Regions from separate parts of the Mus musculus genome. Here region 1 is linked to region 2. A link is a loop called in an ENCODE intact Hi-C map of the cell type or tissue named here. Cell type or tissue: heart. All regions are shown on one strand. Links, peaks and the distances in the headings refer to the core of each region. The heading gives the core; the rest is flanking DNA.

What was found. A loop is a pair of places that touch in the nucleus more often than their neighbours do. Peaks named below come from ENCODE experiments on the same cell type or tissue, not always from the same donor. Only the 100,000 strongest peaks of a DNase experiment are listed, where the experiment ranks them.
Region 1: it touches region 2 in a loop (4-fold over the local background); 4 of 42 quality-filtered maps call a loop at or near these places.

The regions. Positions count from the first base shown.
Region 1 is chr2:13,229,854-13,246,621 of GRCm38, reverse strand. It overlaps Rsu1 (Ras suppressor protein 1), which reads left to right. Exons shown (of 9, transcript NM_009105.4): 3 at 4,827-4,877. Among named protein-coding and RNA genes, the nearest start is that of Rsu1, 33 kb to the left of the region's middle. In heart, for the core only: a CTCF peak has its summit at 8,871 (motif pointing right); DNase peaks (open chromatin) are centred at 8,901 and 10,731.
Region 2 is chr2:12,917,857-12,934,624 of GRCm38, reverse strand. It overlaps Pter (phosphotriesterase related), which reads right to left and starts at 10,584. Exons shown (of 6, transcript NM_001305437.1): 1 at 10,427-10,584. In heart, for the core only: no CTCF peak of the experiment used is centred there; a DNase peak (open chromatin) is centred at 10,694; H3K4me3 peaks cover 1,256 bases; H3K27ac peaks cover 1,532 bases.

The DNA.
Region 1 (16,768 bases), core at 5,271-13,270, 310 kb before region 2:
TAATTAGTGGTAGCATGTATTTGTGTATTTTCCAGCCCATCTTTCAGTAGGCAGTGCCATGTACTGAATGCCCCTGAGTAGAGGAGACCAGGTACAAGTTCTCAGATGTGTCTTGAGGGATACTTTCCCTTCTTCTAGGGGGAGTGGCGGACGTTGGACCTCGCACCTCTATGATGGTGGACCTCAGCTAGTCATCTAGTCACTTGAAGTCTTGATGTACCTGTTAGTAATTTGTATTTTTATTAAGCCATGGATGGTGAGGGTTAATTTCTTCACAGTCTCGAAAGCTGACAGGTTGAGGCACCAAGCGCCAACCGATATGGGGCCTGGTAAGATCTCCTCTCCTGGTCTATAGATGGCCACAATCTTGTCTTGTCCTCATTGACTGGAGATGACAGCAGGGATGTGGAGAACACATCTGTCTTGTGTCTCTCTGTCTAAGGACACCCCTCCCACTCCTGGACGCTTCACCTTCATGGCCTTAATTGCTATAGGCCCCACCTCCAAATACATTTGAGGATTACTGCTTCAAAACATGCTTGTACAAAGACAGACATTTAGCCCATAGAAGGTGGGGACTAAGCTTGGGCACCCAAGGGACCTGTGGGCTGCTTCTGTTGTGTGCTAGGGAGGCTCCTGCCCAGTGTAATCCCTGCTCTTTGTTATTTCTCTCACACGAGACAGAACATAATCTTAACAGATTCATCTGTGAGACCTGTTTGGTACAAGGGAGTTTTTTGAGATTTTTGTCACATCATACTTCTCCATCTCTGAAACAGAGGACTACTTTATCTAGAAGACAAGAAAATCTGAACTCTTACGAGGAAAAATGGGTGAGGTTTTCCACAGCATCTGAGATCTCAAGTGCCAGTCACATGGGGCCGCCATGATGATTCCTTTGAAACACTACAAGAGAGCTCAGGAGAGCTCTGGATTGCCTTGATCTCCCCCCCCCCCAAATTCCTCCTAGAGACATTGTGGGACAGAACAGAAATATTCAGGAGTGATCAAGGGTGGAGTCTGGGTCAGGGGGCACAGTATGTTGACAGCCTTACAGTGTGGGGTACCTTAACCCAGACAGCAAGAGGGCATCTGGTAGCCAGGGGCCGGGCACAGGTCAGCATCTGAATCCGATGAGGCGGGGGCCATGCTGAGAAGAGGGGTTCAAGACCAAGAACCCCTCTTCTTATTGTCACAGAAATGTGTATATCCTGTTGCCAGAGCCTGTTTTCCATTAGGCCTTAATAAAGGCATAAGCTCTTTGACGCAGCAAGAGGAAGCAAGCATAAACAAGCGCAGAATTTTCAGTTAGTGCTGACCCAGGGCAGGTATCCAGGGAGACTTGTTAGTTGTATAGGACATATCTGTTTACATGTTGTAAACCATCAAAGGTATGCAAGAAAGGAGTTTTAGTTCCAGGTTTTAGTTCCAGGGAAGCAAGTTCAGTACCCTTCTATGTTCGACTGGTCATGGACAACCTTAACTCTGGAGCTATAGATCTGTACCCTGAGGTTCCAGGTGACATTTTCAGTGAGTTAGACCATTGCTGTCTAATAAATACATAGTGTAAATCGCATAGAAAGTTTTGGATTTTTCTCCTGGTCATGGTTGATAGAACAGACGTTGCCTGCAGTCATTAGCAGACTGTCTTGTGAGAGGGAAATTGCCTCAGTTGGGAACTGAAAAACAACCAAGTTTACACTTGGGCGAGGACCAGAGCGTCGGTATGCTTTCACATGTCCTTCCTCCCCTGCCGGTCTGGCATGGCTGCGTAAGGGGAGGTGCAACACAGTTCCTGCCCCTGCAACATCACCAGGCCATTGATCTCATGACCCCCATGGGTGCTGGTGGTTGCTCTTGCCCCAAAGTTGATCTGCTGCCTTTCCTATTCTACTTTCAAACTTTCTTTCTGGGAAATACACTTCTCCCATTACTCAGAGCTAATCATGCCATAGTAAATGAAAGAGATGCAGTTTCAGGAATGAGGCTGTGGAAGATATGGAACAGGCCTTCCACTTAGCCTTCAGGGTCATGGGATCTAGACAGTATAATCATAAGGGCCATAAAAGCCTATATGGCATTTTTTGGAAATGGTTCATTGCCAGACATGGCCTTGATTTTGGAATCATGAGAAAGCACATGTACCCTCCGGCCCAATGACTGCTGCATTGATTAGCCAGGATGAATTTAGAGATATCAAGGACAGAGAGTTAGAGTGGTCTCAGGAAAAAAGGGTATGGATGGAAAATATAGGACTTTATATATGATTTAGGAATAAATAGTGTCAGAGGCTATGGAATTGCTAGGATACAGAAATGAAGATTGTAGAATTAAAAAATGATTTAGAAGCATATACAAAGTTAGTATTCTATTTCTCAAGCTGATTGAAGAATTGAAGATAACAGTGCCTGGAAAGAGAGAACTAGAGAGAACTAACTGTTTTACTGTATTACTTAAATAAATTCAAAACTGTGTAAGGAATCATTTTAATTTTAGTAGTCTGTTATCTTTCTGTTTTTATATGAGCATAGTTACTAAAGACTGCTGTCTGCTGGACCAGAAAAATGGAAGAGCTGTGGCCAGCTACCTATGAAGAACAGGCTGTATAAACCTATAAGGAGGTGTGCTTTTGCCTTGTGCTTAGTTCTGTTCTAAAGAAACGGGGGCTGGGAGTATTGATCCAGAACTCCCAGCGTCTATGTACATTTAAGAATTTTTGATAATTATTAACAGTGATTAAAACCTTGATGATATAGCTTTAGTAAATAAAAGCCTGGGTCCAGGCTCTATGAGAGGGCGAAGGCAATAGCATGAGAGGGGAGAGGAATTAAGCTGAAGAATTAAGCTATTAGGCTTAAGCTGAGTTGAAGAATAAAGAAGACTGAGAATCGTCAGGGTACAGAGAGTACCTGAACCAGCAGCTTGCATCTACCACTGAGTCTGAGTTATTACTGAATCAGTATGGTTCCCATTCTCGCCTTTCTCAGGACCCTCCTGGCTGAGGCAGGACCTCGGTACTCCTCCCAGCCCCTCTTGTGCTTACTAGTTACGAAGGACTGCGCAGACAGCCGCACTGTGTGCTCACCGTTGGACCCCTCGTGTCTACATTATCACCCAGGCTGTGGGGTAGGATGCAGCGTGAGCATGCTAGCTCCATGCTCCTGTCACAGAAGCATAGCCACACGGATGAGGGTCAGCGAACAGGAAGGTCCGGGCAGAGAGACTGTAACTACAGTGTTACCTGGCGATCAATACTTACAAAATCAAGGCAAATTTCTTTTAGCTCACAGTTCTGGAGACTCAAGTTCAAGACTGTGCAGATACATCACTCTGGCTCTCTTGTGCAGGTTGTACATTAGGGCGGAAACATGTGTTAGAGTAAATGCCCATCCCAATGCCAGGAACCAAAGAGGGAGATAGGGGAGGTAATGGGGAGGCCAGGTCCATAGCTCCCTAGTTGTACTCACTCCCTTTGACCTCATGAAGGTCCAGAACAGACCCTGATAGTGCTGCCCTGGAAACAAGGCCGGTTATACATGGACCTTTGGGAGCAGGAGGCAGATGTGGACTTGAGAGGTGCTCATCTGAATCATAGCAAAGACACAGTCCAAAATCATCTGCCCAGCAATTTATCAGGATCAAGACAGTAGAATTCAAGGACAAGAGATACTCTGAAATTAAAGGGCTAGCAGGACTTGACATGTAGATTTGAAGTTGGATCCTTTCTTGTAAAGAAATGGGGTATTTATTGGACGGGGGCTCAGATTACATTTGGCCATGATATGGTTTTGATGGTCATGTAGGACCTCTCTTCACCCTGGTATTCCCTGAAGCTTATAAGGTGTCAACTTGATGTTGGTGAACCACACTAGGATGGTTTGCCTTTGTATTTTGAACTTTTCCATAATTATGTTTGACATGAAAACAGGCCATTGGACATCACAGCAGAGGTTATGCTTAGGGGCGGCGTGTACTCTCTGTCTTTTCAGCCTGCTGGGATCTGTTCTTATTATCCCTTTAAACAAAAATTTCTACAGCATTAAAAGAATGTGCTTAGAGACAGAGCATTGGAAGAAGATATGAACCGGCTTCTTATATAAATATACGTTTAGACTTCTGAGTGCCCTGCAAAGTTTTACAACCTGAAGTGGAACATGGCAAGCTAATTTTCCCCCTTCCCCTCACTGTTTGCAACTGTTATGCTCAGCTCATTTTACTCCTTTATACTTAGGGAACTATTGTAGCCATAGGGGAAACAGATAGACTCTCCATCAGAAGACTGAAAACTGGCAAGCAGTAGACATTCCAAATCAATACTTGGATATGTCAACTAAACTACATTTAGAGGCAATCTGGACAGGGTTTACCTCCGATCCTGCAACAATGCGTAGAGGAATTCTGGGAAGGATGATGGGGGTGGGGCTACCCACTGCTGGTCTACTGACACCAGTTTGATATGAAGGTCTCATTCAGCATAGGCAAGGCTTCCAGTTTCTCTCTGCAGTCTCGGACAGTTCTTCTGAGATACACCCTATTGAGATGGATGGTCCAAGTTAGGCCAGCTGACCCAGGTGGTCATGTGAAGCTAAGTGGTCCTTGTAATGTTTGATCCTGTGACATGGATCTCATTAGCTTCAACTTGCCGTGCTAATTGCATGATCGATGGCATGCCTTCTTCATCTGGTTTAACACTCAGCAGACAGTTCTAGCTTGGGTTTTGAGAGGCATTGCCTCAACCTTTGCAAATAATGTTGCAGCCTACCCAGAAGAGAAGGAAGTGTGATTGTAAACATTCCTAACTGCTTGTTTGTTTCTTTCTTTTCCAGTCTCTCTAGCCCACATCACACAACTGGTGCTCAGCCACAACAAGCTAACAAGTGAGTCAAATTTCTCTTCGGTTACATTCCTTCTGATTATGTTATTTCCATTAGAGAAAGTAATGATAACTTACCATTTCAGGGAAAAAGTGAAGTTTATTTAGTCGCACTACTAAGATGTGTATGTTCCCCTACTCTCCTTCAAGAATTCTTCCACGTCCTGTGCCTGCTGGTAGTTCTATTTTTTGATAGACATGTAAGTGCTGTGGTAATAGGAAATGTCTGGCCAGTGTTTAGCTTTTCATGAGGGAAATATTGAGCCGAGTGTGGCAGTATATAACTGTATCCCAGCTACTCAGGAGGCTGAGGCAAGACGGTATCTTTAGCCCACACGTTCAAGTCCAGCCAAGGGTCTCCCCCAGCCCCAAGTCTCAGCAACAAAATAAAACTATTTTAGAATAAAAGTCTTTGTTCTCATCCATATTTCTTCCTCCAGTGGGGAAGATTTCGATGTTGAATGTGCTTTTTGTCCCTGCTTTATAGATGGAGAAAAACTCACAAGATTGTATAAATTGAATATATTTTTCTCCTGTTTGGAGACTGGTTCCTGGGTCCCTTCTGTAGGATTCTCCTGGGCATCAGTGCTGGTTTGGAGTGGTTCCAGGGTCGTAGAATTGATATCTGTTTAAAAGGAATATCTCGAGTGACTGATGGGCCATTTTCTTCTTGGTGGTAAAGCTTTAAAGATTTTAATGACAGGGCCCCACTCTCCTTTCTCATCCCTAATTGACTGTCACCTCTTCCCACGTGCCACATTTCCTGTAGACTTGAGTGATTTCCTAATCATGTGGCAAGCATTTGTTAGGGGGCTTTCCGAGTCTAGTGAAGTTGAGCGGAATGTCACGGTGAGGGATTTGTGTTGTGGATTTATGTGTGCGTGTGCGTTAGACAGAGCTGGAGGCTATGTCACCGAGCTGTTGATTACTGAGAATTAAGAATGGCAGTGAAGGAGGGCCCCTCGTGTGCTGCAAAAAGGCTGATGAAGTCATTTTTAGGCAAAGTGCACATTGGTGAGGACAGGCCAAGTACCATCATTGTCATGTTTAAGTGGCGGTGACCACAGAGGCTGAAAATGAGACCTCTGTGTCACACGTACACTTTGTGTAATGCACATGTCTCGTTGTTATAGCACTTGTTCTTACTGCCCTTGGTAGCCACAATTCCAGGTCAGAGGAGCTTGGCAATTTGTTTTGAAAGGTGCACCACCACGTGATCTCAGAATTCTTTAGGGCTTTGAGCAGGAATTCCCGACACTCCACGTTAGCAGCTTATGAAAACATTAGCTGATTGGCGGGTCTTCTGTGTTCACTATTGCTTATGCAAGACTGTCGGCTGTGGTGCATTTTTATAGACCATCCCTTGATCTAGTCTTCTCAAAAGCATCCCAGTAGCTGTTGTTTGAGTCCTTTACCGTATCTGCACAGACCGAAGCCTTAGGAATCTCCAAGCTATAAGATCTGAGATACATAAGAGAGGGGTAAATGTGGTAAACTGTGCTTCCTGTTAAACAGATTGATTGTGAAGGGACCCAACCTTTGTCTTCTCTCCCTGTTTGCTCCGTCTCCTCGCGTTTGAGATACTCTTGACCTAATCCAGGAAACGTTAATTAATTGTCTTGGTGGGTTCTATTTCAAGCCATCCTGTAGTGCCGTTGACACTCGATCTGTTCCACTAAGGTCAAATTAGCATCTTTTACTATTTTTCTGCCATTTAAACGATGACTTAGCTGCGGTTTTTCAAGTGTTTATAGTAAATATGTCCATTTGACAGCGGTATAAATATGCATTATGTGTTCATGGCTGAGCCCACCCCCTGTCACTTTTTATTCTAATGAGTGTCTTTCACTTTCTGTTGTTTAATAGGGACTGGCTGACAAGGCTACATTAAAACCGCTCAAAAGGCTCAAAAGATAAACCCCTCAGCACTGCTTACTTTTCTCTTGCTAAAGTATTTGTGTTTTTCCAGCACAGTGCCAATGACACCACTCTGACATTTCCGCTCGCCTGATGATGGAAGGAACGACTAGCTTACTCAGTCTGGGACCTTGTTTGGGGCCACACCGTTTGCTTCTGAGTTAACATCTGCTCACTGGGGCACTGGGTTAACAGTCCTTTTTCTATTAGAGGTTTTGACCTCTAAAGATCCACGTGGGGTAATAGAATACAAATGTAGTTATGAATGCTCTAAGGTATCTTCATCATCCCAAGGTCCAGTATCTTTGTGTGCAGAATGTATGTGTATTGTATGTTCATGCACTGTGTTTCTGTGTTCATGTGTGTGAATACATGAATGCTTAGACACCAGAGGTCCAAGCCAGGTGTTCCTCACATGTTCTCTGGTTTTCTTTGTGCACCAGGGTTCCTCACTGAACCTGGAGCCCGCGTATTTGCCTAGCCTGGCTGGTTGGGATCCGCGTGTCTCTACCTCTCGCTCAGGCTGGGATTACAGATGCATAAGCCTCCGTCCATCCTGTCTTCATGTGGATGCCGGGATCTGGACTCAGGTCTTCAGCTTCTGCAGCCAGCGCTTTACCCACTAATCCTTCTCCTCATCTCTAGAATTTTATTTCTAATGTTTTATTTTACCTTAGGCCATTCTTGCTTTATGTAGATCTGATTTTGACATCCTTCTAAAGATTTATTTATTTATTTATTTATTTATTTGCAATGCTGGGGCTGGAACCCAGAGCTTTGTGCATATGGGGCAAGCATTTTGCCACCATGAGCTGCATGCCTTGGTCTGTATGCAGAGATTCGTCAGGTCTTCTGTAACTATGAAACGACGGAAATTAAAAACCTAAGGTCCCAGATATAATTGTTGGTGATTCGTTTTCATCACATGTAAAGCATTTAAATGAAATGTTGATGGAGTCTGGTAAAGTCGTAATGCCGGCAGTAACTTTCTCAGCCATGCTCCAGCCTGTGGTGTGTTTAAGGAGGTGGCGAGGAGGAACAACGTGCTCTGTTTCTTCTGTGTACTCATTTATTTATTTCTATAGTTCTGGGGGTAAGCCAGGTCTTCGTGCTTGCTAGGATAGCACTGGGCTGCTCCAACTGAATGTTAACCTTTTTTTTTTTTTTCCTTTCTTCTTTTTTCTTAACAAGAATCATTTCTGTGTCTAGTTTACCTGGGTAAACTCAAGATTGCTCAAAGGAAGCAGACACTGGATAAGGGAAGCCTGAGAGGAAACGGCGGGCTAGGGCTGAGAGGGGGACCCTTGGATCAGTAGGCCTCTCGGGGATTAGCTGGTGTAGAATCTGCCACCGTCTTCTGCCTTTCTCACCATGTCCTTATTCCCAGCACACTAGATCTTAGTGCCCCAGAGAAACAGTGCATTGTGTCCCGGAGCCTGACATCTGCTTCATCTGTGCAGTCGTGGGTTTGCTCTGTGGTTGAGGGGTGCTGTGTGGTAGTGGTGCTATGATGCTCTGCAGTACTTGTAACTAGGGGAAGCTGGCTGGAAACCACTCCAGGGACCCTTGTTCCTCAGCCGCTTCCTGGGCTCCTGCCTGCTTGAGCTCCATTTTAGCTTCCTGCGTGTGATGGACATGGGGCTGGGGCTTGGGCTGTTCTTTTTTTAAGTCAGATTAGCATTCTCTCAACCCCCACCCCCACCCCCGTATGTATGTGTCCCCAAATTACTCATTGAGGTTGGAAATACCATCTTCTCCTTTTGTATCCCACAGAAGTACTCAAAGCCTGTTGCATATGAAATAGGCACTAATGAAGTAATACCAGTGGAGAAGAGCATCAGTCAGGTGGTGAAGTCCCCCGCAGTTTGGGAGGCCTAGCAAAGAACCTACCTGCTGGGACAGATGCAGTAAGAAGAGAGACAAGTGTTTACCACAGTCCCTGAGTGACTTTGCCATGACCTTCAAAACGCCATTCTTTGTGAGGGCTAGCTCTGAGTCCTAAGCTGGCTCTTTAATTTGGTCCCAAGTTTTCAGAAACTTTAGCCTTATTTCCTTGGGAGACAGTCATTTTAGGGCTTGGCCACTAGAGGTCACTGTTGAGACACACATTAGATTTGGGTACCCCCCCCAGGTCTGGTACCTAAGATTGAAATACAAGTTTGTTTTGTCAGAAGAAATGTTTCTGGCAGCTCTCTGGCTTGGCTTTGTACCACAGGGCATGTTGCTGGTGCCATTTACATAGTGAGGTTTTGTCACATTTACAATAGATCTTTATCAAAAGAGGTGTTTGTTTTTTTGTGTGGTTGTTAAAACTGAAATATATATTCAGTGCCACACACCATTTCCCCCCCTTGAAAAATGCTTTCTTGAGTTAGGAACAATTCTTCTTTCCCCAGTATGTCTAAACAGAAGGAAATGTATTGCTTTCAGCACTGTTCTGTATTGGGTGTTTTTGAAAATTTTCCATAGCAGGACGTTCAACACACACGTCTGTGATGAGGTGTTAATTTACAAATAGCCATTAGAATTGGGAAATATTCATTTGTTCACATTCAGACTGACGTTTGTACTAATACGTGGCATTGTGTAAGGAAGAATGCTGCGTGCTATGAGATGGGTCACCTCCAACATGAGAAAAGAAACGTCTCTAGGCATTCCTTTCAACACGGAAATCCTTAATTTTGGAAAGTGCTTCTGTATAAACATCCATCGGAGAACACTGCAGACAGCTTAAATAAACCAACAGCATCTCTCATGTGTGGCCTCTGCAGGCCAAGCATGGAGCTCCCATCAGTTTGAGCAGTAAACACAGATTGCATCTCTTGTCTTCGCAGTCACTGGGCAACCCTCTGTCTCAGTGTTCCCTAAGTGTGTGGCACTAAATGTGAAATCACCTGATTGGGTACTTTGAACTTTTAACTGTCATGTGGGCTTTTCCTGAGATATTGCCACCTATAGCTGTAGTTTTGGGTCTTAGCTGTGGGCTTTATCTTGTCATTTAATATATTGGAAATGGTTAGGCAGTAAACCCAAGAACTATGAGCCGAATCTGAGTTTCAAAAAAGCGATTTCACATTAGTGATAGCTTAGATAGGAAATTAGTGAACAAGAAAATGTTGGGGTATTTTCTTTAGCAATTTCAACTCTTGTTTGTTTGTTTGTTTTTAGCCAAGGGTGGTATTCTGAGGACATAGAAAGTTAAGACAATGCTCGTAAATTTTATGTAGATGAAGAGGATATGTACCAGGAGTCTCATTGTAAGTGAACTGGGCAGACTAAAGATTAGAAAGAAAAAAAATACAGCAACTTGAAATGTCCAGGTCCAGCTGTAAAGCAGAGAATGGAGCCGGCTTTGCAAATGAGATAAATTGAAAACCTTTCTCATAGCCATAGTAGATTGTTGGGATGAGTGAGAAATATTAACCGTCTCAATTTATAAAAGTGACCTTCAGCGTTCTCCCAAGACCTTGCTGCTCCTGGGTCTGCTGTCCTCCCCCCTTTCATATCTTATCTGTCATCCTGCATGCAAAAGACTCCTGCTCCTGGGCCTGGGTGAAGTTAAAGAGGAGGGGGGATATGCAAAATAAATCTCCTGTGCCATGAATCTGTCTCGTGACAGTATCAAAACAACTTGCTGTTTGCATCTTAACAGAGCACAAATGTATTTATAACACAGAAGCTTTGATCAATAGCTTATTTTTTTAATTAGTGCACATTTATCAGCTTGTTACTGTGCCATCGTTTGAGAGATTGGAGTTGAAAAAGTATGCACACAGTATTTTTGAGCCTGACAGCTATTAATTAAACAATATCTCCCTGTTGGTCCCTGTCGTCAGGTTACCTTGAAAAATTGCCTGCAGTTGGCTGCGTGCTGTTATTTTTGGCTTTAATAAGCAGGCATGTGAGGTCATCACATGTGAGAGTGATCCAGGCCCAGGCTGGTCCACAGGCCTGGGTACAGTCAAAGGAGATTGGCTCCCACGGACCTCACCCTCAGCTGACAGACCATGGTCTTTGCTGTCTGCTTGCTGCTGGCTCTCGTGACATCTCACCCTCACCTGAAAGCCCATGTTTCTTTTGGTCCCTTGGTTGCCAGTTCCACCACCTAAAATGTGCCTACTTTAGTATCCTTTTTCTTGGGACCTGTTCTATGCTAAGGAGGAAGCTCTCTGAAATGCAACATGTTAATCCTCCATGATATAGTTTTAAATGGGAGGGCATCAATCACCACGGCTTGAGTGATATGACAGGCTGTGAGGACAGTCATGTGGGGTAGATAAGCCTGCTACCTTCCAAATTACTGTCCTGTTTCCATCCTAGGGGCTGATCTTGAAGAGGTCAACGCCTGTCAAACAGAAGTGACTTAATAGCAAAATAGAACATGCATACAGTGTTCTCTGATGATGCATGCATACAGTGTTCTCTGATGATGTAGCACCATAACGAGCCAGCCAAGGTTAAATTGAGCACAACAGAAAACACACACACACACACACACACACACGAGAGAGAGAGAGAGAGAGAGAGAGAGAGAGAGAGAGAGAGAGACAGACAGACAGACAGACAGAGACAGAGAGACAGAGAGAGACAGAAAGAACAAAGGAAGTGTGTGTACATAGTCTAGGATGTGCAATATACAGGTGTATGTATTTTAATTATTCTTAAATTATTGAGCTTTGTCGTTGTTTTAAGAATTAAAGCAAAACTGAGCATAGTCGCTTCAGAAGCACACATGGTGCCCGTGATGTCACTGGCTTTGGGTCCTGCTCTCCTGTGATGTCACTGGCTTTGGGTCCTGCTCTGCCCGTACATCAGTTCTTTAAGCCCGCACATCTCAGGTTTGGAAACCGCGGGACTGAGTGAAGGCAGCAGTGGTGTATTTGCAGAGCAGATAGACTTGACGCTGGTTCTTGAAGAAAGTTTTCCAGAGCGTTCAAAAGATGATTTTCTAAATGAATGAGAAGCAGGTATAAAAAGTGCCAGTAGGCGCCACCTGATTTATTAGCTTGAATTTACATTTAAAAATAAGATTGCATTTGTAATCTTAGAGCCCACCCCTAGTCTTGAGTGGAATGTGCCTATACATATATACATATATATTAATTTTTAAGTAATAAAATTCTTGTGACCACTTTCGCTTTCTCTGTTACTCAGTCCAGTAGGACAGACTTGTCCTGGTGTGATTAATTAACTGTTGACAGAATTTTGATTTTCTATTCAGTCTGAACTGTCTTTTGTTTGATTTTTTTTCATAATTTTTATTTTCAGTATCCTTTCTCCTCACCTCTATGTTCCTTCTTCTCTTTATGTTACCACTTTCATCTCTGAAGTCATAGCTCCTATGCCGTCCGTCAGAAAGCTTAGATGAACTCCCCTTGTTTCTGTGAGGCCCTCTTCCCCTTCAAAATAAACCACGACCATGTGGTGTGTAAAACAGAAGGCTCCCCACAGCTCATCAGGCTGTGGGGGACAGCACCCCACATGTGGAGTTAACTGAGAATTAAGCAAGGCGAGAGATAGCATTCATCAAACTGTACCCTCTGTTAAGTGGAGGAATTACACTTAACGTGGTTAAATAATCAGAGTCAGAGGTTCTGATCTTCTGCACCCTGAGCCTCTGCACTGCCATCTCCCCTGGCTACTTCTTTAAGTGATTTATGTGTGCACTTTAACTGTTCCAGGCAAGGGAAACCCAGTGCTTAATGGACCGAACACTTCTGTGGCTCTGATCTTTGTTTCCGTTAGACCAGGCAGACTTGCCAAGGTTGGAGGGTGGTTTGTGTGTCTTGTTCTGTCTCTGGCCATCTTCGTCACCTCCCCTCTCTTCCCTGTTCACGGAATGACCCCTTTCCTCAGCCTCTAAGCACATGGTCTGATAGGCAGAGCACCCCATGCGGCCTCTCCGTGGTCATTCTCAGTTGTAAAGAAAGGCAGAAATGTGGGCAAACGGTGCTCTGAGCAAGTGCTGACGGTTGGACTTAATTAAGTGTTATCTGCCGCTTATTGTTCATAATCACACCTGAACATACATGTGTTCATATACTACATTATATTAACTATACTATTATAGTGTATTACATATAATAAAGCATACACATCAAAGAGGCTGAGCAGGTTGTTTACGCCCCAAGCTTGCTTCCTCTGTTGATGGAGGATGTGTGTCTTTTTAATTTTTGTCTCTTGTTTCTCTTCGTCTTTCTAAACTTTCGAGGTATTTTTTGAAGCAGGATGTCTGTCCTGATCTTCCGTTTCACTGGACGTCACTTCCTCTCCCCGGCTTCCAGAGCCGTTTCTCCTCCTTTGGATGTGATGGTCCCAACCAGCTCCCCAGGCAAAGCTAGCTGCTGATGTGTGACTGAGTTAGTGGGGAACCAAAACCACACCACGTGTGATTAGGAACATATTTCTTTTCTGCTAAGCTAATGCAGACTCTAGGTGCCAGTCAAATTGTGTCTGCTCAGAAGGGAGGCAGTTCACACCCGTCATATCTTTAGGAGTTGCGTGTGGTTGTGCATGCCCTTTTTGTAGCTCAGGGACGTACATTTTTGCCTGTTTGGCTTCATATTACAAACCCACTTTATTGCTTGTTTGTTACAATTTCCTTCTAATTTTTATATAACTGATTGTTCGCTTTGTAGTTGGTAAGAGGGTGACACCACAGTTGTGTGTCTGTGCAGTGGTTAACTCAGGATTTTTTTTTTTTTGTTTTGTTTTGTTTTTGTGGTTTTGTGGTTCATAAAACTATTTAAGCTGCAGAATCCTAAGGAGGCCCATGAAACATGTGTGCCCTTGGGCACTCATGCTCAGCAAATACTTGTTGATTAGCCACAGGTAGAATTACTTTAGTTACCTGTATGTCTAATAATATTTGGGGAGATGGTGGCCTTTATTAAGGTAGGGGCTTAGATAATTGGCGAATTTTTACTTTTACCTTGAGGGCCATCTAAAACCTGTTAAAAGAAAACTTGCTTCAGTGTTTCATAAACTTTATGTTTTTAAATAACCTATAACTACCGTAATTCACTGCTTTAATAGCTGCTTTGGAGAAAATCCCATAAAATCTGTGAAGCACAACATGATTAGTTCAAACTTCAAACTCGAACAGTAATATATAATCACTTCATTATTCACCGTGTGTTTTTGGCCAGAAAGCAAAGGTAATTAATCACCCTAAGTACAAATGACCTTTTTTATTTGCATATAAAATTTCCAGAATCATGTGAGAGTTAAGATCTCTTTTTTACATGGAGTCATTGAAATGGCACCTAAGGCTAGGTAGGATTCCTGGTTTGCTGTAGGAACAGCACATATGTAAGGAGTCTGGACACTGCATCTGGTCGGAATATGGGGCTGGTCTCTAGTTGTGTTGGGTAAGGATTGACGGCTGGCTCTGTGACTTGACTTTCACCAGCAATTCCACACAGACTCTGTAGTGTTGGCGTCATTCAGGCTGCAGAAAATGCTACCTGTCCGTCTTTTCTAGAATGGTTAGATCGCTCCTGTTATATATCCTGAGAAGCCTTGCTTATTTTCACGTATTATCCTGTTGTTGGTAGCATTTCTTTATCTTCCTTGTAGGAACGAGCTAACTTAGTACTCTTCACTACTCTTTACTCTTTCAAAGAAAGGCTGTAAAAGCCTAGAGTGTAACGAAATAACACCACATTTACATTCTTTATTGCAGCATCCAGAATACTTACGTTTACATTTTTATTGGTTATTGTGTGTTCATGGTATGTGTCTGTGTGTGTCTCTCTGCATGTGTATGTGTGTGTCTGTGTGTCTCTGTGTGCATGTCTGTGTGTGTCTCTGAGTATATCTGTGTGTATATTTGTGTATATCTGTTTGTGCACGTGGTGCATATGTATATACACATCTGTGTGTGTCTATGTTTGTGTATATCTGTGTATGTGTCTGTGTGTATGGATCTCTGTGTGTGTGTCTGTGTGTGCATGTCTGTGTGCATCTATGTATGTGAGTATCTGTGTGTGGTAGGGTGGGTAGGACAAACAACATACAAAGTCACTGAATTACTTCAACCAGGAACAAATTCATCATGAGCAAATGTGGTCCAGTAGAGACAGGTCGGGTGTTGTATGGCAACACTTGTGTATGTATCTGTGTGTGTCTCTGTGTGTGTGCGTGATGCGTGTGCGTGTGTGTGTGTCTGGATGTATGTGTGCATGGTGTGTGCTTGTGTGTGTGTGTGTGTATGTGTGTCTTTGTATATCTATCTATATATATATATGTGTGTGTGTGTGTATGTGTGTGTCTGTAAGTCTCTGTATGTGTGTGTTGGGATACACTTGCTATGATGTGCATGGAGGTCAGAGGAGAGCTTTGTGGAGTTGGCTCTCTCCTATCTTTATGTGGGTTCTGGGAAGATCAGACTCAGCGTCTTAGATTTCTGTGCAAATGCTTTACTCCTCAAAGCATGTTGCTGCCCCTCCAACACACCTTTAATGCGCTAGGGTGTTTGAAACAGTGCTGTTTGTTTTCATCTGTTTTGACCTCTCCAGGGTGATATTGTTGGGGGCTTTTGGATCTGGGTTAGGTGGTATCTTTGTGTCCCTGGAAATGGACAGGAGGGGACAGTGTTCAGCCTCCTACCTCAGCAGACATGTGTACCCCCAAAGCTCTTTGTTGTAAGGCAGGCACTCGGCCCTGTGAGGTGCCTGCTCCAGGTTTCCCTCTTCTTGTCCTTGTGGGAATTTGCATTCTATCGGTGGCATCCCATAAAGGAAGTTAAAACTGAACCACGAATCTGCTTCTTTGAAACATATGAGTGTTGGGTTTTGTTTCTCAGCTCAGCAGTCACTGGAGCTCAAAACAGCTCTTGGTTCTTCTGTAAAAGTTATCGGAGTATAACTCGCACAACACTGAAGTTTGGTGGTGGGGCTGTGGGGAAGGTCATCTCCGGATTTTATGCCCTTGCTTCTCATGAAAACCCACGTTCTGTGCTGCTCCTGACTTCCTGGCAGCGTGGGTGTTAACACAGCACACCATCTATTAACTGCCCTTCTGGAACTACAGGAGAACCACTGTCAATACTAACCATATGGTTCTAAAGACCAATCCATGGCTTCCTGACCCCTCCGTGGGCTGCACCTAGGCAGAGCTCCCATCCTTATGTTTTGCTTGATGCCTGCTGTTCCCAGAGCCTGTCATTCTTCAGAGTTTTGTTTCTTAGTTTTGGGAGCCCAAATGCTTTCTGTCAGAAAGTCTCTGGAATGGTGGTACCTGCCCAAGGGAGTCTGCATGATATGTGCTCAACTACCCAACATGCTGTATGTAGTGCAGCCCTGTGTTGCCCTACAACACCTGACCTGTTTCAACTGGACCACACTTGCTCATGATGAATTTGTTCCTGGGTGACATAATTCAGTGACTTTGTATGCTGTCTCTCCTACCCACCCTACTGTTTTCATCAGGAAAATCTCTGTTGAGAAAGCAGGCCTTGACTGGAAATGTTGTCAAGGTAGCATTCAGGTTGGGTGGATTGGTCCCAAAGGCTTTGTTGTTGTTGTTTTGTTTTTCCTTTTTCTGCTTTTCCTCATCCCTCGGGCTCACTTTTGATTTGGATAAGGTTGCTTATATAAAAACTCTCACTCTAATTATGTGATGTGGGCATCAGCATTGAAGAAATGATCTTGATATCACCAAGAGTTTGCAATATTTCCCAATTCAGCATTCCATGGAACCATGAGAAATGCAGGCTCCCGAGTCTGTCCCCACACCACTGAGATAAATGTAGGTCGCTTTGTCTGTGAATATATTGCTAGGAGATTTGTACTCAGTGTCTTAGAGCCCACAACCTTAGAGCAGCACTAGCCAATAGAATGCTCTATAGAGGTGACATGAGGAGTGTAGAAGCCATGGGTCACATGGGCTGCTTGTCCAGCTTTTCAAGTCTGACCAATATGACCAAACACTGAGTTTCTTTTGGCATGTGGTTTCAGTGGCTTCCAGTCTGCCCTA
Region 2 (16,768 bases), core at 5,894-13,893:
ATCATGTTTAAAACCATGTATACTTGATATAAGAAGAGAAATCGTATTTATTATACATATCTTGCCATTTAGAAAAGTATTCGATTTTGTCCTCTCAGAATTCTGAAAGCAATGGAAATAATTCTTGATTTATTAGGTGAATTCCCCCATCCAAAAAGTTATAGTATATAACACATATTAAATGATGAGAGAGAGACAGAGACAGAGAGATGGAGAGACAGAGGAAGAGAGAGAATGAGATAAGATTGGGAGAGAGAGAGACACACACAGACAGAGAGCAAGACATAGACAGAGTGAGAAGAGACAGAGACAGAGAATATATATGTAATAGGCAACTATATATCTTCTCTACAAGAAATATGAAGCCTACTGATGCCTTTTCCTAAAATTCTTCTTTTACAGTATGGAAATCACACATTACTACTAAGAGATGAATGAAATCAAGTGACTTTACAACCCAGAACTTCCAGGCTGTTAAGTATCTGTTCCCCTTTACACTGCTCATAAGAATAAAGCAGAAGTCAGGTTCACATAATGACAGCTCCATTAGCCCTCAACTAAGACCTTCCAGGGAAGCAAGTCAGAACTATCATTTCCTAAGTACTGTGAAAGTGATCCATGGTCTACCTATGTACGTGTGTATGGACGCACAGTTTAACAGCAATTTCTGGTCATTATAGTAGAAACACAGAAGCTATTCTGAAGGTTTAGCTTCAAACAACAAATAAATGTTTTATTACTAAGTGGACAGTGATGTATAGTTTTAAAAAGTCAATACAATACAATAATCCACTTGGGTTTTGTTAATGTTTTATGAATGTTTGAAAAAAATGTTTCATATTTTTCTCATTGCTGTTTTGAATTGACATTAGGTGATGCATGAGCATTTTAAAATGGTTTAATCGAGTATTTATTTCATTCTACTCCAGGAAAATATAATAAGCGCAATTGTGTGGCAATTTCATATATATTAAGGTAAAGCCATAGTTAAATAGTGTATTGGCTGACAAACAGCATATAGAAATAATAGTCTCTTGAAGGTGATAGGACAATGAACCCAGTTTCATTGGAATGGGTAAAACTTGCATTGTTTGTGAAAATTCAGACTGACAACATGTCTACAGCATTTTATAAGGTTCATTTTCAAGCCTGTTACAGAAGTAACTACCAACACTGCTCCCAACTCATCAGAAATATAATCCTGACTTCTATCTGGGCAGAGAAAGCTATTATCCAATTTCAACTCTCAGACCTGTTTATTGATCCTATAATTGTGGACATTATTTTAAATGATGTTTGTTTAAAGACATAAATATGATATATGATTTAACAAATATGGATTAAGGTATTATTGTCAGACAGAATAGAGTTACTTATTAAGCTTTGTAATATGTATAGACTAAAACTCCAAAGTTTTGTCCATCATTCTCTATACAGAAACTACATACAAGAATTTGCTATAGTGTCTGAGGGTGAGAGTTTAACACTGTGGTAAGCATAGTTCTGGTCTTGATCTCCAGCACCAAAAATAAAATCAAAGACAAAAATATCAAGCAAAATATAAAAATGCTGTGAAACTATTGCATTGAAAGTAGTAAATAATATAAACTTATTTTGGATAGGGTGTTACAAACAAAAATTTAATAAAATGGAAACATTCTTACACACAACCACACACACACACACACACACACACACACACACACACCCTACAATGCCATTATATTGTATTTTCAATAACATATTGCAAAATTCCATTTTTTTAAACCATACTATAGAGAAGACAAATAGTAGCACAGGCTTGTGAAGATCCTCACTGTACCAAAATTGATATGGCACAAGCCTAATGGTTAATTGAAATTTAATAGAAGAGAAATCTACAGACCCTTCAAGAAAAGTAATTTAAGCCTGGAACTGTAACTTTGAACTGTTTCCCTCTGTCTGCCCCATAGACTCATAAAGAAAGAGGGAAAAGATCCTGCTGAGGAGAATGAAGGGTGACTAAGCCAGTCGAGTGACACTGCAATACTGAGCACAAGAGCCGTCCCCTTCTGCCTCATCAATAGCGTAACAAAGGCTCAGTAATGCCAGAAGTTGAAGTAGAAGATCCTACCTTACTAAGGAACTGAGTTGCTACAAGATATCTAGTTGAGAGGAGAAAGAGGACAACTCTTGAAAACGTGCTTGACTGAGTGCTAATAAATCAAGTTCAAAGCAGCATAGAAATCAATGGAACCCTACATCAGGCATGAGAAACAGGAGACCAGTGAGGTCCAGTGGGAGTTTCCCTCGAAGACCTTGGAATACACTGCAAACGACAGAAGCGGACTGGGCCTCAGAAAAATCGCCCCTCTGAGGAACACACTCTTGCCTAATGTCAACCTCTAAGACTGCTCTTCCTACAGCAGAGAGTAGTTTCTAGACAGCCCTGGGCAGAAAGCTCAATGGTTGAGATGGTGGTGAATGAACAGGCTGCTAAGTCAAAGACTGAATTCAAGAAACCGCATCCCAAGACTCTGAAAAGATAGCAGAAGAGTACTGAGTTGTGGAAGTCATGGACATCACATTTAGCTATGAAAGGCATTATCAGAGCCTCCTTACATAAGGGTTCCAGCAGTGCTTTCTAGGTGGAGCAGCTGTTAATGTGTACTGGTTACACACTCTTCATTGTTGTGACCTGACCAGAAGCAATAAAAAAAGGGAAGAAACTATTCTGGCTCATGGTTTGAGAGTGCATCCCTTCATAGTGGAGAAAGCATGCCAGGAGAATCGTGAGGCAGCTGGTGGCATCGTGGCACAATCAGGAAGCAGAGAGTGATGAATGCTGGTGCTCAGCTTACTTTCTCCTTTCTCTCTCTCTCTCCCTCTTTTTTTTAAAGATATTTTCTTCATTTACATTTCAAATGTTATCCTGAAAGTTCACTATACCCTTCCCCCGCCCTTCTCCCCTATCCACCCACTCCCACTTCTTGGCTCTGGCGTTCCCCTCTACTGAGGCATATAAAGTTTGTTTGACCAAGGGGCCTCTCTTCCCAATGATAGCCAAGTAGGCCATCTTCTGCTACATATGCAGCTAGAGATTTGAGCTCTGGGGGTACTGGTTAGTTCATATTATTGTTCCACTTATAGGGTTGCAGACCCCTTCAGCTCCTTGGGTACTTTCTCTAGCTCCTCCATTGGGGGCCCTGTGTTCCATGCTATAGATGACTGTGAGCATCCACTTCTGTGTTTGCCTTTACCTCTTTTTATTCAGTCTGTGACCCCAGGCCAGGAGATGGTGCTGCCCACATTCAGGGTGAGTCTTCTGCACTTAAGCTTCTTCAGAAATTCCCTCAGTAAAAAAAATGCTTGTATGCCTACTAGGTGATCCCAGGTTCAATATGGTTAAAAATGAAAATTGACAATCACAGAACTAAAGCCATTGTTCTTATGTAAGAATTATTTGACTTATGCATGTAAACTTCATCTCATTCAGGCTCGTAAGTGTCATATCTTGTATCACTGAGGGCTACACATATCATCCCTTTCTTTTTCTCTCCTTTTGTTTTCTTTTTACTTACTTAGGCCCAACCTAGCTTAGAATTTACTATGTGCCCAGGAGAACATTTGATTTAGAGAAAAAACTTGGATAAAAAATGCTTGCAAATTACTAAAAAATAAATAAATAAATAAATAAATAACCGTTGCTAAGGCATAAAGTTGACTATATATAGTATACTATATATATATGTAGAGAGAGAGAGACTGTCTAATAAATTCTGCCTAATTCACTGAGTGATATTGCTTCATTTTTATCTAATTACTTCAATGTTAAGTCACAAGCATAAAGTTTCCTTTCAAATAACATTCAAGAGAAGTTCCTGAATAAAGTACACTCCAGAGATTTGCATTCATCACTTAGCAGCTTGCAAACCATAGTACACTGGAATTACCCTGTCCCCCAGTATCCACGCATTTGAATTTCTGACCTGCAGTGCCTCAGAACAAGAGTACTTGTTGAAAGGGTCTTTCAGAGGAACTTTGCTGAACAATGTTGCCAAGGTAGCACTAACCCAACAGGACTGGGTGTTTTCATAAGAAGATATCAGAACACAGACATGCAGGGGGGAGGGGGCGATGCACAGACACAGGAAGAAGTCTGCCAGCCAAAGAGAAGGGCCCCAGGAGAAGACAATCCATCTGAGTGGAGCTTGAACTTCCAGTCACTTGATTGTGAGAAAATCCAGTTCTGTTTTTTAAGCCACCCAGTTTGTGGTATTTTGTTATGGGAGAGTGAACAAACAAATGTAGTCCAATACTGGGGGCCATCTAATCTAAACTACAGAAAAGCCCTTTAGCTACTCCTGGATGTCTAGAGTTCTATAAATGGAGTGTTGATGTTGTAGGAAAGGCAGGCCAGACTGTGTCATTCAATGGAACACAATGTGACAGATTTTGATGGCATCAGGTGGGAGTTGAAGGCATGGCCTTAGACAAAATAAACCAGGAAGCTAAGTAGAAAGTTAAACAGCTATCACATAATGTAAGTATCAATGGTATGATGGGAACTGGACAGAACTGGGGTGAGGACTATAGGCTATTAGAGATAAGACTGAAAGCATTTAACTTCCCAGATGTGTAAGCTACTAAAAAAAAGGAGATGCTAGCAGTGTGATGGCGTGAGTGAGAAATAGATTTAAGAGTTCAGGAAAATACTTAGAATGTTTTAAAGGTCAGTACATATATAGTTTGTATACAGAGTTAATAGTAAGCAACATCAGGATAGAAATTTTAGTTGATTCTCAATAATATTGAAGATTTTGTGGAGGCATGGTTTAAATACACAAAAGAGCATTAAATTAACAACAATATTTACCAATGTTCTGTTCAAAATGCTTTTCAAACACTAAATAATTACCCAATTAAGCCACTGTAGGATAAACTGTTACTACTGCAGATTTAGTGAAAAAGATTAATAATTATTATTTTAACAGTTTCTGTGAAGTAGGACAGTGTTTACTGTATAGAACTAAGCTCACCTCACACCATCTTAATGAGGAGGGAGCAGAAGAAACAAAAGGCTGATTATCTACATGAACTCAGTAAAATAAATAAATAAATAAATAAGTAAATAAATAAATAAATAAATAAAGAGTTGCTTAAGAACCAAGAGCCATGGCCTGTAACAGAGAATTTAATATGCAAAGCTGAGATCAAAGTTGGCAGAAGGCTGTTTATGAATATTGTCAATACTGGATATCACAGACTGACAATAGAGAATCTTTGGTCATTCCCTGAACAACATAATTCATCAAAACAGTGCTCGGGGGCACTCACGTCCAAGCGATTTATCACCATCTTATCACTCGTTTGAATACAAGAAGGGGGAGTGTTGATTTTTGACCCCTAGGGAGGATGGATTTATAGCTGGCAACCCTCAGAATGCAGCCAGGCTCTGCCCAAAGCAAACTGTTCTTGCTTCACTTTGGTTTAAGTTCCAGTCAAAGAGAGCACAATGCCTACAGGATTCAAGGAGCAAAGCCCAGATCGGATACTCTCATATCCAAGTAAAGGTAGTCAGGAAATCATATTTTAAATGTCGTTTAAACTGCATTGGAAAAATAATATTAGTCAACGGTGAGTACACATGATTCATTTCAAATGTCCTTTGGTGACGAATCAGTTTTGGAAATGCATCAACTGGTAACTACATTTGGGAAGGACTTGCTCTTCACAATTCATCCATGATTATTACTCCCTATTGGAAAATGTGGCAGCATGCTAAATAAATAATGTGTGTTGTGTGTGTGTATATATATATGTGTGTGTATATATGTATATATGTGTATATATATATATGTGTGTGTGTGTGTTTAAATAAAAATGGGAGCCTTGATTTCTACCCTTACTAGGTATTGAGTCTGTATGTATTTTTACTTCAACCTGGTTATGTTTGAAGAATATAACTAAGCACCTAAATGTTGTTCATTCTCCCTTTGTTTACAATCATAAAGGTGACTAGGGAACTGTGGGATCCAGTGCACCCATTATTCTCCCAACGCTGAAATGAACAACTGTCACAAGAAAAGTCTTGTACAGCACCTTCCATGAGGCTCTCTGGGTATCTGGTAAATTGGGTACAGAAATTCCTGGATGCATGGGGCTCGGACCTCCTGCAGTCTTAAAGGCAAGGCTCTCTGGGTGAGGGTGCAGGAACACATTCTTCAACCCCAGAGGTCAAAGACAACAAAAGTGTATTTGCAAGCCACTTCATATATCTAATGCTATGTGACAGCACAAGTTGTCAACTTGATAAGAACCTAGGACTGCTTAGAAGACAAGGCTCCAGGCACATTTGTGAGGAATTAGTTTGATTCGATTAGTTGTGGGCCATGCCTGTCTGGGATTCTTTTGATGACCCCTCCTAGAAGTGCTATCATTTCTTTGGCTAAGATGCTGACTGAGCACCAGCATCCATGATCCGTGTTCTGCATGCTGACCATAGTTGCAACACAACCTGGGATCTTTCTGCCCTGCCTTCCTCACTGTGATATGAAGTATCCTAAACTCTGAGCCAAAAGGAACCCAGCTTTCCTTCAGTTGCTTTTTCCAGGGTGCCTCAACAATAAAACTAAGCAATTCCCAGAGAGTAACATGTGGCTCAATGAATCTCTTTCATCTTAATCTTGCTCTGTGAGGGTGTTTCCAGAGAAGAGAAACTGATGGGGGAGCCTTCCCTGAGTGCAGGCAAGCAGATTTTCACTGGCTAGGGTCGTAGACTGAATAAAAGGAAGAAAGGGAAAAGCCAGTTGAGCAGCAACATTCATCTCTCTACTTCCTGACTGTGACCACAACATAACCAGTTATCACATGTTTCTATTGCCATGCCTTCTCTGTCTCAATGAACTGTACCCTCAAACTATGAGCCAGAAAGGAAAAAGAAAAGCCTCCTCCTGCAGCAGGATTTTTCCTGTCCAACTATATTAGGGCAGCAGGAGGCCTGTGATTGGACAGGGAAAAGGGAAACAGAGTTAAGAGTTGCAGAGTCAGAGAGTGTCTTTGGAGAGAAAAGAAGGCCAAGATAGAGGTGGATGTGAGCCAGTGTGGCTTTAATCAGTCACAGGTAGTTATGATATCATTAAGATTAGAATAATTTGGATAAAGCTTTTATCATCATTAATTGGTTCTGAAATTATTGTATTGGCATCCTGTAATTGAGAATTTATTGATACATAAATCTGATTGGTTAATTATACACTTTAAGAGTTAATTATAAGCTTTAAGAGTTTTCATTCTACCAGGTAAATGGGTGTTGTTATGGCTGACTGTAGGGTGGACAGTCATTGTGTGGGGCTGGCGGCATCGGCTCAGGAGCTCTGGTCCAGAGAGACCGCCAAGTTGAGATCACCCAGCTGGAGCAGAAAGTAGCTCTACCTAGTGTGGGAACTTGTCGCGATTTGTAATATTTCCTGCAAAATCTTTCTTTTACTTGCTTCTTGTCTGGTATTTGGTCAAAGAGACAGAAAAAAATGAAACCTACACATTACAGGTCTTACTATGAACCACATGTCTTCTATCTTTTCCCCTATTGGTCCATCTTTTTAATCATTATTAGCCTGAATATCATGGTTTTTGAAGTGGCAAACTAAGACTAATCTTTGATTTTCCCCATTTTCTTTCCCAACCACACTCAACAGTAAGTTCAATGGAATCAAGATCTAAACTACTCAACAGATGCGCTCATTCAGTAAATCCTTAAGAGCCTCATTTACATATGACACAACATCAGTCAGGAGAAAATAGTCCCAGGTCACAGAAAACACAAGGAGACTTGAGCCTTCGGCCAGCTTGGGCTCCATAGTAAAGTATCAAACATCAGGGTCTACATAGAGAGATCCCATCTCTCTCATGCCTACTACAGTCCTCAAAACAAGACGTTCTTATAAGAGGGAATAAATAAATAACAAGGTTATAGATGCAGTGTGCGGTGGGGGAGTTAGCAATATGGGGGGGGGGAGAAGGAGGTCATCGGGAAGACAGCGAATGCCAACTCACAAGAGGGCACAGTGGGGTTAAAGTAAACATGGCGATGCTCTAGCAATCATGTGACACTTCACCTCCACCACCACTGACATCACCTGAGCCACCCTCAGCTTCTGCTTTTTCTTCAACATACCCACCTTCATGTCACTCCTCTGTGCCATGATGAACACTGAAATATACAGTCCTTTCCGAATGGCACAAATCCCTACCTAACCTGCTCCCACTCGAATCTCCAACTTCATTTTGAGTCAGACGCTGAAACCTTCCAGAAGTTCCTAGAATCCCTCAGATTTGCTCATGCTTTTCCTGCCCTAGTCGGTCCCAGTAAAAGGGACATCTCTAAGTCCTTCTGATCTTCCTACATCTGAATCTGAATTGGTGAGACCATTCCATCACCAAACCTAAAGCGCACACTCTGCTCTTACCCATCACAGCCCCTGACTTACAGGTTGGAGCTGCACACTAATTTAATCTGATATTAATATGTACATTTATTTGGTGGCTCCTTCACTCCCAAACAGAATATAAACTCAAGAGTCTGCTGCCTTTATTTCTCTTGCTCTCATTACAATCCCCAGGAGCACTCAGGCACAGAATACATATTTATTGATTGAATAAAGTAACCCTTTCTGGCCACCTTGTAATTTCAACACCAGATGTGACCAAAACACCATTAACTAAAAGCAGTATCTTATTTTCATAAATCCATAGAGTATTAGGTTGAGTAACAACTTGGAGATCAATGAACGTCTATGTACCTAGGAAAGATAAGCAATGTGTACAGAGCTCTGTGACTACAGAACTGGAACCAGAGAGAGGCCTCATAGGTCCAAGTTCTTCCAATCAGCAGCCATTTCCTTTCTCTTTAAAATAAGATTATTTTATTCTTTTATTGTTGGGGTTGCACACTGGGCTTTATGCATGCTAGGCCAGTACAGCACAGGGTCTTACTCTGTAGCCCAATCTGGCTTGGGACTTGAAATTCTCCCTCCTTAGCCTCCTGAGTAGCTGGCATTGGTGTACCAAGCCAGAGATGATTCTTATATTGTAGCCCAATTCATGATATATACATTGGAGGGAGGACCTGCCAATAATATTCAAGGTGGAGATAGTCTAAGAGATAAGAGGACAGGCTTTGGAGTCAGGAAAAACAAAACAAAACAAAACAAAAACCACTCCTCCTAACACCTTCCAGCTGTATTGCTTGAACATTCTGTATAGGATTTTGCTCATCCATACCATGAAGCTATCTGGCAAGGCTGTGTAATTAATTAGACTTTAGAGTTTAGGTAAATTTCAAAAAATAAGTACTTGGACATCCCTAGGATTCAGGAACCAGGAACAGAAATAAAATCTGTTTCCTCTTTGACTCCAAAACTACATATACTATGTTTCAGTTACTTTGATAATTTTAAAGTAACATCCAGCCTCCATAAATAAAATCATAATTTCATAAAGACACACTAGCAGAATCTGGTGTTCAAATTATCCTTTTGAAAATTGTCATCTGACTGATTGATAGTCAGAAATAGTCTGATCTTTTTCTTTTCGGTGCGCACTGCGATTCTCTCTCTTTCTCTCTCTCTTTCCCCCTCTCCCTCCTTGTCTCCTCTCTTCTTCCCTTTCCTTTTTCTTTTCTTTCTTTTTTTTTTTTTTTTGGCGTGAATTCATTATTTATAGAATGGCACCAGGCCTCAAGGATACTGTTGGACATCCATCCATCCCTTCTGTCTATGTAAACTAAAATGGAATGGTCCAAGTGGTTGTCTAGTCCCCGGGACCACTCATTCTTTCTTTGTCGCAACGAAAGCAGTATCCTTGAGTACAAAAAGTAAACGCTTGTTAGTCACTCCATGTCGGAGGAGATTTGAAGATGTCTGCCCTGGCAGGTATCACTATATCTAAGGCATCTTTACAGCCACCACTCAGAATCAGGGCGTATAAACTTTGCTCAGATATCTAAGGAGTCACATTTAAGTGTTGCAATACAGCTACAAGAAGGTAAACAATCCAGGAGAAAGTGGATTCTGCTGTTGAAGTTTGTTAAAGAAACCGGAGCAGGGAACAGATGCCTCCACCTTCCATTTCAGCCCATGTAGGGAGAGCAAAGCTACTGCAACAGGTCCCTAGAGTTCAGCAGTCAGACAGAACCGAGCAAGTACAGCACGGGACCTGCTCAGGGCCTCGAGCTTTCAAATCAGACTTTGGGAGACCTGAGGTTGGGGGAAGGTCAGCGCCCTCTGAGCCCAAGTCAGTTCTCCAAGGCTCCTGAAGCCAGGCCCCATGGTCTTTGCAACTCCGGGACCTCCAGAGAAAGGTGGCAGGGCCGCTTCCCCTTTCCCAGGGTGCCGCTCCACGTGGCTGCTTGCAGGACAAGCCCTGAGTTCCAGGCCTAAGTCCTCACCTTTCCTACCAGGTCCACAGCTACTTAACCAGCTCCGGGGCTTCCTTCATTCCGCGCTGTGCGCCGCCTTCTCCCCCTGGGAACTTGACTTGAGCTAGGTCGGCTTCCCCTCCCTTTGGGAAGTTGTCTCTCTCTTCCACCCCCACCCCCACCGCATCATCGCCTCACCCTGCCGCCGTCCCCTCCCTCCGATCCTCCCACTTTGCATGTCCACTAGCCTTTTCCCCGCCCACTGACCCTAAGTCACTCCCACTCAGATTTAAAACCACTCCCTGTGAGCCCGCGCCAGCTCTGAAACCCCGCCCATTAGGTTTCTGCTCTGACAGGGAGGATTTTAAGTCCAGGCTGAACTCCCACCAGCTGGAGGCCCTACTCAGGAGCAAGCCTGAAGTTTGCAGCTAAACTGCTCTCAGAGGCTGAGTTAAGAGCCCACCCAGTCTACATCCTAATTATCCCATTTCTCTTTGGCTCAGCTGATGTGAAATCCCCAAGGAGAAAGTAAGCTACTGGATTTTGCCCAGGTCTCAATTACAGACTCCTTGAGTAATTTTTTTTTCCTGTGTCCTCCAAGACAAGCACTGCCAATTTGATGTCATGCTGCGTTTTGTATCCCTATGATTAACACAGGGAATTCTGGCTTTCTCTCTTTTGTTGATTGTTTTGTTTTGGTTTTTTTTTTTCGTTTTCCTGGACCTGCTTGCTGCATTTAAAACTTGAGTGCTGTACTAGACCACATGAAGCAGCCCTACTACTTGGCATCACTGAACCAAGCTCAGTCAATATGCACTAGTCTGCAAATCATGGTCTTAGGAGCCGCTGTCACCATACAAAGTCTTACCTGTCTGCATTGAACTCCCATTTCATTTTAATCTGAAATCCGAGGAAGAGGAAGAACTTAGAGCAGTCATTTCTAAGGAAGACAGGTTTAGAGCTAAGAATCAATGGCTTATGAAGGCAGTTCTGTTACACTTGGAAACCAACCTGTTTCTGCTTAACGTTTAAAAATAGAGTTTTACTTGTTTAAAGGTTGTTACATTGTATTGTGTGTAGGTGAAAACGGTTTTCCTCGGAATTTCTTTCACTATATGGGTTCTGGGATGGAATTCAGATGGGCAAATCACCTTTATCTGCGAAGCCAGTCTGCAGGCAGTTTTTCTCTGATTACAGACAAGGAAACAGACTTAGAGAAGGCTCTTCAAGTTCTAGGCCAGGACTAAACTGCAGTTTAGTTTATATCAACCATGGTACCATATCTTCTTAGGGAGCTTTGATTGGAAGGCAGAAAATACTTTTATTTAAGTCAGAAGGAAAGAAAGAAGGAAAGTTACACAGTTCCCTTCTCTTTCTTTCCTCGATTACTTCTCTTTTTAAGCAATGCTACAGTAGGAGAAGCCCTTGATAAGGGGGTTAGTAAGGGGCAGATATTGAGAAAAATTTAGCTAGGTAAATCCTAGAATAAACATAGGGTCTCAAACTAAGAGAGGGGGAGAATAAATGTGGAAGTTAGGAAGAGCAGAATGCCCTCCCATGAGTAAGTCTTGCCTTTGCGTCCTGGGAGACTTGAATATTGTTCCCATGAGTGGGGCTCACACTGGGATGATATAATGAATAGATGGGTCGAGGGAGGCTTCTGGCGTGATTTCAGGGCTGGCTACCACTGTTCATTGCTCACACGGTAACCATGAAGCCGTATAAAAGTGTGCCTGGCAATGGTTGTTACGGAGAGGCCTAAGAGTCCATTACTTATTATGTTCTGTATTTTAGCAGTCCACTCTCCCAGGGATGAAATTATGCACAAGGTTCATGTTAAAAACGGACTTCAGTTTTTTTCCTTTAGGGAAATGATAAAGTTCTCTACCGCCCACATTAAACCCACCGAGCAGCATTCAGATTTCACATGCGGACTCTTTCTTCTGTGGCATTTTACACCTTAAAAAGATCGCAGGAAAGGAGAATGACCATAAGCTTTCATTATCATTAAGGGAATCATGAAATCGCAAATTAATATGTAAACCATTTATTTATATTTAAACACCCCTCCCCTCAGTAAAGTGCGACCATAGACAACTGTGAAACACTCTAGCATGTTGGGTCTAACTGTATATTGTTGTCTTGATGTATATTGTATGTTATTTGTATGCTGCTGCAAGTTGAATAACGAATAACGTCGAAGTTTAAAAATAAATTAAATAGTGGCTGGAGAGATGCTCATCTCTTACTCTTATAGAGGACCCCAGTTCAGTTTCCAGAACCCAGGCTGGGCATCTCACAGCTTCATGTAACTCCAGTTCCAGAGGCTCCAACATCATTCTCTGACTTCCTTAGGCACCTTTACTGACACGTACAGACCCATACACAGACACACATATATATAAAAATAATAAGATATTTATTTACTGTGATTTCATATATAAGTATTATATTGGCATTATTTCCCCTGTCTTGTTCTCCCTACAACTTCTCCCATGTACTACTCTCATTTCCTTCTCAAATACACGGCTTCTGAATTTTTGATGATTATTTTCATATATCCACATACATTATAAGTATAATCTGCTGAGTTAGCTTAGTTTCACTCATATGTTATATGTTACACTCATATGTTATATGTGTGTAGACCACTTGGGTTGCACCAGTTGTTTGGGAGCTCTTTCCTGGAAAAGATTGGTTCTTCCTCTCTCAATAGTCATTCATTTTAACACTTCATCTATGAGTAAGACCATGTGAGATTTCTCACACTCATGTGGGCATGTCACTTGGTATTGTCATTATTGAGCCTTGTTTAGGCAGCCACGCTGTTGACATTTTATGGGTGGGCACAACTTCCCTGTCACATGTAGAATATGCTATGTCACAGCAGATATCCTGCATCTGTTTAAAAATATAAAATAAAAAAAAAAAAACCAAACCCTTTTGCTGACCTCAGAATCTATTAGCTTTGTATATAATGAAACAAGAATAACAGCCGTGAAATGCTGTGCTGTTTAACTCTCAATGGTAACCTAACATCAGCTTGGGCTCCTCTTCAGTGTTTAGTCTTTCTTTCTGGGGAAACTTCCCTTGGACATATGTTTGAATCCTGGGGTAACAATGCCCATGATGAAATACTGAAGTTTAAAAACTCACATCATTAAGGAACCAAAGGTTTTTAAATCACCCTCACAGTTAAGGATTCAGTTCAAACGCATTCTCATTTCTACAGTGTTTGCTTTCCACTTTCACTGGGTCTTTGACTTTCAACCGTGCCTGTACTCAGCCATGCTAAATTGGCAGAGAGAGGATGAGATCAAACCCAGACCTTCATAGCCCCTTGCTGTCTGGGTTAACATGCAAGAAATACTCAGGTTTTTCATAATCCGGGTGAATTGTTTTAATTATGTACACAGTTTCTAGAAACACTCAGGAAGACAAAACCTAGAGTAATCCAGAAAAGCATCAGGAGACGAGATGGGGAGCACAGACGAGGTAAAGCGCATCTGCTGTAAATGCTGCCACTGTAGAGCATAGTTGTTAATTAGGCATTATCGTCTATGGCAGCTTGAGATGTTCTTAGTTTCAACTTTGATCATAGTGTAGTGAACCTCGTGAACCATTCCTATCATTTCTAGGAAACGTAGTGGCGACCAATGCATAAAAGGAGCAGAACCAAACGCTCAGCATGTAATTTTTATGTTCAATTTCTATTCATCATATAATCTTCCCCAGAGTAAGTATTTAATGTATTTTTATCTTCCTGTTCAATAATGAAGTAAGGCTTGTGTGTTCAGGATCCTGAATTCAATCACCAGTACTTCAAATAATAATCATCATAACAATGAAATAATGGAAAAATAAATTAAAAATCATTTTGGGTATTAAAATTAAGTTGAAAACACATAATCTTCCAGTTGAGTGAAACTTTTACTGAGTAGAATGTCTGTAGGTAATTAGACAATCTTTCTTAGGGATCATTGGCCAGTTTGTATTAAAAGATATTTTGGCACAGCCAGGAACATCAATCATGCCTCTAATCCCAGCACCCAAAAGGCCAAGGCAGAGAGAATCACAAGTGATTTTGAGGTAAGCCAGGGCTGCCTTGGAAAACCAAACCACACCCTCTTGTGAAAAAGTTCCTTAAGAAAAGAAAGAAAGGAAGCAATGTTACCACATAATTCAGCAAGTTCTCTTCTTGGTATATAGCTGTACTGGCTAGTCTTGTGTGTCAAGTTGGCACAAGCGAGAGTCATCAGAGAGGAACAGGTCTCAGTTGAGGAAATGCCTCCATGAAGTCCAGGTATAAGACATTTTCTCCATTGGTGATCAGTAGGAGAGGACCCATCTCATGTTGGGTGGTTCTGTCTCAGGGCTGATGATCGTGAGTTCTCTAAGAAAGCAGACTGAGCAACACATAGGGAGCAAGCAAGTAAGCAGCACCCCTCTGTGGCCTTTGCATCAACGGCTGCCTCCAAAATCCTATTCTCTTTGAGTTCTTATCCTGATTTCCTTCAGTGGTGAACAGCAAATGTGGAAGTTTATGTGGAACACTTACAGATGGTCCCGCCTCTGGCTGAACTTGGCTTTAATGCCTAGCTCCTCTATTTGCTTGCTGTAGGACTTTACTTTTCTTACTATAGTACCCTCATAATGTTACAATTAAGAATGGAATTCACCTCTGGGAGAAGACATATTACTGTTTTCCTCCTTAAAGTTAATGGAGTTGGATCTGAACCAGTCAGTCACATGGCAAAGGGGCCACTCCTCAGGAAAGCAGGTCCACCTGGGATGAATAATTATCCCTTAATGTTTGTATTGGGAAATCTGCACCCTCAGTGAAGTTGCTTCCTTCCTGAATCCTGACACAGAAAGGTGTAAATTTACCTTCTTCTCTTCTGTCTTTTTGTCTTATGTGCTGTCCAGAGCCTCCATGTTTGGACTTTTCCATCCTTTTGCTAATGCTTTCCACCCATCATTCAGCTATTTGTCTGCCATGTGGCCAAACTCCATGTTGGCTTAACTCAAATAGCTGGACCTTTTTTTCTTTCTCTTTTCCATCTTTCTTCTCTAGGCAGCTGCAGAGATTTATCACTGTCTGCCAATGGGGTTTTCCTTTTAAATTCTAATGAAATTGTCTTAGAACTTTCTTTTGAATTTTTTTGTAAAGTCCATTATTAATGAAATTAGGGACCCAAAGAAGGGTCCCTCATTTTCCCAATAATGTGTTTTAACTCTTCTGGGACTCCCCAAAATTCCTGATAACATTATAAAATGGAAGTACTATTTGGGATAATTTCTGGTTGCCTTTAAGTTTCATTCTTCTTTTCTATCATAATGGTAATATAGTGGAGTTCATGGCTGCTCCATTAAAGATTCTATTTCCCAGCCTTTGTCCAGTTAGGCCTGGCCATGCCACACAATGAGGAAAATTTTATATGTGCTCCAGCTTATGAGGGATGATGAGAATCTAAGAAGCTGCCCTGGGGCAACAGAGAAACTTTACATGTTGAAGCTGGACAAGAGCTTATACCATTCGAGACTGGTGTATAAATTAACTGATAAACTATGTGCAAGCAACTTGTCTGGAATCATCAGGGCTGTATCTGATGTTTTGTAGATGGGAAGAGCAATTACAGTTTAAATTTAAAGAAGTTGAAAAGATCAAGCAGAATTTCATAAGCCATGTGGTTTGAGAGGAACAACTGGGCAATCCTTGAGATAGAGAATTCCAAGAAAACACAATGCAAGGAGTGGCAGGCAGAATCCCAGGGTCCAAGGACCATGAGAAGGTACCTGACACCTAGACTGGCCACAGAGAAATTACAGATTCTGGACTAAGAATATAGGAGTAAGGGTTTAGGAATACCGGCCAACATGTTTTCAGTACAGTGGCATTTGCATAATGACAATAAGAGTAATAAAAATATCATTTATTGGCTGTCTGTATCCCACTCCATATTCTAAAAATGATAGCCTTGGAGGGTGTCTTACAAATACTATTAAGACTTGTCTTTTATAAATTATCAGAGATGTAGAAATTTTTTTTGCCTAAAAATCTTGTAATTAAATTGAGGTTCCAATGTAGGATTTGCTGAAGCTATAGTTAAAACCCCAAGAGCTAGTCAGAAATTCTAGTAATGTGTTCAGTACAGTGCACAGCAGAGGGTTCAATAAAAGTGTGTTATTATTTAGACAGGGGGTTGAATATCTGGTAGAGAAGGCCAGAAGCAAGGTAAGAGTTAACCTGGAGACACAGTGAGGTCAGGCTCCTAATACCCAGTGTGTGAGGTATGGGGTGTGTAGAGGAAGAAGGATGATGAGGGGTAGGAGTTGGGACAGCTCCGTCAGTAAGGAAGGTTGGCTCACATT